Linked DNA regions of Homo sapiens: region 1 is linked to region 2. Evidence: chromatin loops called from intact Hi-C (ENCODE). Cell type or tissue: CD14-positive monocyte. All regions are shown on one strand.

Region 1 (2,500 bases), 130 kb after region 2:
TAGGTGGGAATTGAACAGTGAGAACACTTGGACACGGGAAGGGGAACATCACACACTGAGGTCTGTCGTGGGGTGGGGGATGGGGAAGGGATAGCATTAGGAGATATACCTAATTAAATGATGAGTTAATGGGTGCAGCACACCATCATGGCACATGTATACATATGTAACAAACCTGCACATTGTGCACGTGTACCCTAGAACTTAAAGTATAATAATAATTACAAAAAAAGAAAATAGGATAACATTAGGTGCAAAAACTATTCAAACCAATAAGAGATTTTAGCAAATTGGACAGACATGAGGAACTTTCTTAAATATTAACAAATAAATAGCTGGAAAAATATTTTTAGAAGATCTGATTGACAGGGCCAACATAAGAAAAAATGAAAACTATTATAGTAAATATATGAAAACAAAACAAGAACACTTCAGACCTTTGCTACTGGACAGAAGAGAAATGCTTAAGTAAATGGACAAGCCAGATTAGGGCAGTGCCCCTCACCAGGCAGAGGGAGTACGATGGAAGACAGAAATCAGATATCTGTTCCCCAGAATCTGATTTGCTATAAGGAGAAGCTGGAAGTCTCAGCCTTGATCTTCTACCTCCTCCTATACTGGGAAACACAGTCTGGCCTGTGGAAGCTTGGGCCTTAGGGCTGGAACTCCAACCACTAAGAAGTTTCTCAACTATGCAGTCTTCCTGAGTTTATGCAGGAGGGAAGAGAAAGCCCAGTTTAGGACTCACGCTCTATGCCACATTCTCTAGTCTATCTGTTATTACTGCAGTGTTGCAATTGTTGCTTTGCCATTTAATAAAGTGAGCAGTTGTTTTTCATGTAGGGAAAATGTGGTACTCAATTCTTAGGTTCAAACATCTATGACTACCCTCCCAAACCCATAACTACATTTTTTTTTTTTGAGTTCACTTCTTCTTAAAAGACAAAATGAAGGTAACGATCTATAGAAAAATAGCCCAGGTCTGACGTCAAAAGGGGCAAAAAAAGTTTGTTGCCTATTTTGTAACTCTTGAGCAGATTTTTCCCTTTTTAAAACTCTGTTTTTTTTTAAATCTAGAATGTATTCAAGTATTAATTTTTTAACCAATGTTTATATTAACTTGCTATGTGCTAAGTACTATGTTAAGTGTGTGGATAAAATGAAGACTATATATGTGTATGTATATATGTATTTGTGTTGTCTTGTATGTATGCACACACATGTATATCCCAATTAAGAAAAGTACTTATATAAGGAAAAAAGACAGTAAAAGAACACATGACAATTCTGGGAGGTAGTATTACAGGTGATTTTAAGATTTTTTTTTCAAATGCTTATAAAGAGCATGGATTATTATTTATTATCTAGAAAAATATTTTGGGGAATTTTTTAAAGCTATAGAGATTTGAATTGCTGAATTGCAATCTCTATTGTTCGCTTCATGCATGAATTCCACATTAAATGGGAACTCGATTTGTAAAAACCACTGTCAGAACATGATTTAACACTACTGCCAGCTGGTGGTGGGTTACTATAATTGCAGGTTTAGTTATTTTATGCCATGACTAGCTTCTAGGTAAATTTGATTCCTGAATTCTTCTCTTCCGTGACATGTCATGGTCAGAGGCACATGTCATCCTATTAGATATCTTATTTATTTAATGGAGGAGAGCTGTGTTTGAGCTCTGATGAGCAGCCTGGTCTTCAAAATACCCAATCATCCACTCGTAATGGGGTTTCCCTAAAAAGATGCATTAAAAATGGTTTGGAGACAGGGAAACACATTATAAAATTAACAGACTAGCCCTGGCAAGAAATAACAAGCCCTGGCAAGAATAGAGCCTTGCCTAAATTAACCAATGATCTTTCTTTCCCTTGCCTCTGGATAGTTCTCCAAAGCAAGGTAATTTGTTTCTTTCCATCCTGGGTCCTTTATAGGCTAGGGTCTAAATATTGACCTCTCAGTTTTCTATACATATTACCATTTTTGCACCCAGCTGATCTCTGGATGATTAAATTTTTCCAAGAATATCTTCATTAAGCCTCTCTTATGTAAAAAATAAAATCTCTAGAGATGATTTTTGATTCTTAAGCCTCATAAAGCCAAAACCAAACAAAATCAATACCAACTCCTCTCAGACTACATATTGTAATTTTTCCACCCTGGATGAAATTGGTGTTCCTAACAAAATTTCCTTAAATAGTTTGATCATTCCTGCACCCTTCCTCTTTCCCATCACCCCCATCACCAAGTTCCAGTTCAGGGATGCCTAGTCCATGTTTTAGAATTCTAACTTACCTTTGAAAATTTCACCAGAAGGAAAGAATTTAATGTTTCCAATTAATCAATAACATAGACTGAAGATGAAGATGGGGGATCACTAAATAAACAAGTGAGGAAAAAGTAAACACAAACACTGAGTTTTCCCAAAGCTAGGTGCATGTTTTCTTATATGTTTACACACCAAATATTGGAATGCAGAGCATGATCTGTATGTGA
Region 2 (2,500 bases):
GACAGTAGAAAAGAAAAGTGGAGGCCAAATTCGAGGCACTCCAAAGCCCATTTCTTAACTCGTTGCCTCCCTCCCACTCCGTGTGTCCTGAGCTAACTTCTCCAAGTCTTCGCGTCCTAGCTGTTAATGAGTTTATGAAATGAGGCCCTCTGAATAGCCCACACTACACATCAGGGAGGACCATCTCCAACTTGGGCATTCCACAGATGTGTGTGCAAACCCCGAGGGAGTCTCCAGAGAAATTATAGAGGGAAAATCCAAGATCTGTCCAGGGATGTTGCAATTTATAAACAGCAGGAGGAAGATGCACCGAAACTCACGTGCCACGGTGCACAGCAGCCCTGGGTACTGGGAAGCAGCACATGTTCTTAGGAAGACTAAGCCATGCCAACTGGAGGGAGGGGTGGCAGGGGGGTTGTGAGAAGTCACAGAAGGGTGACATTCAAAATGAGAAGCAGGAAGAGGGAATCTCAACAAGTGGAGGTGGGGGGCTACAGCAGGGTCAGCAGTGGACTTGGCGGTGGGGGGGTGGTGGGGTGGTGGCTGGCTCAGAGAATCATGGGGACAGTCATGCCCAGGATGCAGGGCCTGGTTCCAGAGGCCTTGGAAGCTGAGATGAAGTCCCCAGGCAACAGGAACTGTGAGAGGTCCCTGCTTGTGGGGGTCCTGTGGTGGGAGGTGGTTTAAGGGAACTGGTCTGGGGTTGGGATGGAGATGCCTAGAAGAAGGAGTCGGTTATAACACTCCACAGGCAGAGAGAGAGAAGTGGGAGACCACCAGGGTGGGCTGGGGAAGTAGGAGGATCACAAGTGGAATCACACACCCATGGCCCTCCGAAGCCCGGTGAGTCGGCAGTCAGGGGTGCAGTCATCCTGCTCTCGGTTACTCTAGGTTTTAGAGCACCACCAGCCCAGCGACCACGAGACCCCAGCTTCCAGAAGACCGGACAGTCGGGCCTTCTGCCACCCCGTGATCTTCCGCCCTTCCCTCCATATCCAGAGACACCGTCCCACCCTGGTCTCCAGGAGGTAGGGCCCAAGCACAGCGATTGTGACACTGTGCTTGTGTGTCATCTTGTAACTGGGTTTCCACATCCTCCTGGCTATATTGTAAAAGCCCTAGAAGAGGAACAAGAGCAAATAATGAAATATAGGAATGCAGGAAAAGAGGAAGCCGCCGCGAGATACCAGCCCAACCGAAATACAAAGAATTATGGAGAAGTGACAGAAAGGGAAGTAAGAGTAAGGAATTGCATTGAGTAGCTTAGCAGAGTGCGTGCGCACACACACAGACAAAGCCATGCACACGCACAGACACACAGCCGTGCACACACAGACACACCCCACAGACACACATGTACACACAGACACACACAGAAACACAGGCACAAAGACACACTCACACACTCTCACAAATTCACACACACACAGCCTTTCTTGGGTCTAAATTAAACTGCTAGAAGAGTATGAGCTCATAGTTGTCAGCCTTGGAGGGACAGTAACAAGTTCACTCTATGGTCCAGATGGCTGAGAGAGATCATCCAAGTGCGCTGGCTCCAGACCATCTGTCCCCACAGGGTACTAGATCCAGAAGTTCCTGATAGTTCTAGAAGGCCATTCTGTTATTTTTCTTTTGTATTTAAAAAGCCAGAGTTAAAATATGGTAAAACTTCCTTACATTATAATCAAAAACTTAATTTTAGGGCTGAGACGCAAAGTGGACTAATGGAAAAGAAAACATAAATCTATCGGGGTAGATGCGTTTAGGGACCCCCACATCATTTTTTAAGCGAGGAAAACAGGCAAGGAGAGAAAAGCCTGAAACTGAGGGAAAATGAGAACAACACAGTGAATTAACCCATCTGTGGCATTTTCTGTTCGTGGAGATAACCAGTGGCAGAGCTCTGAGTCAAAGACATCCCCACTGAAGGAGCGTGGAAGTTGCTGAGAAAAAGTCCTTATCTAGCATTTTCACAGGCATGTGGCAGGAGGGGCAGGACAGCCGGGAGGCCTCCAGCCTGCTCTGCTCACTGTGGCCTCGGAGTTCACAGGGAACGCTGCCTCCCTAGGGCAGGTTTTTAAATGAATGCACCGCTTTCCCTCTTCCTTATTTTCCAAGAGAAACACTGGCTAGCCCCAGAACTCTCATTGTTCTTAGAGGAAACTGCTGAATATCTGTTGGAATTAAAATTTGACTGGGACTTTCTGAGGACTGTTTCTTTCCATTTATTTATTTATTTATTTATTTATTTATTTATTCGCAAGCTAACACATTAAACTTTGGAGTGAATTAAGAGAGACTGCAGATTCAGTAAAATTTGGACAAGAGCATTGGCCACAGCCTCTTAGCACGCAGCCCAGTGGGCACAGGGTTTCCAGTGGATGGTGTGGCCCTGCAGAGCGGGGCACACCTAGCCAGGACTCTCTTGTGCTCTCGCCTCCCATCCGGCGGCCAGGCCTCAAGGCGGGCGTTGGCCGGTACCCCAACCCATCCTTATACA

The links. Hi-C counts contacts between places; a loop is a spot of excess contacts. Peaks named below come from ENCODE experiments on the same cell type or tissue, not always from the same donor. Only the 100,000 strongest peaks of a DNase experiment are listed, where the experiment ranks them.
Region 1: it touches region 2 in a loop (2.6-fold over the local background); 7 of 110 quality-filtered maps call a loop at or near these places.

The regions. Positions count from the first base shown.
Region 1 is chr7:50,229,173-50,231,672 of GRCh38, reverse strand. No RefSeq gene overlaps it. Among named protein-coding and RNA genes, the nearest start is that of IKZF1, 74 kb to the left of the region's middle. In CD14-positive monocyte, CTCF peaks have their summits at 1,232 and 1,441; no DNase peak of the experiment used is centred here.
Region 2 is chr7:50,355,378-50,357,877 of GRCh38, reverse strand. All of the region lies in intron 3 of IKZF1 (IKAROS family zinc finger 1), which reads right to left. Among named protein-coding and RNA genes, the nearest start is that of IKZF1, 52 kb to the right of the region's middle. In CD14-positive monocyte, no CTCF peak of the experiment used is centred here; DNase peaks (open chromatin) are centred at 297, 1,187 and 1,947; H3K4me3 peaks cover 2,194 bases; H3K27ac peaks cover 2,447 bases.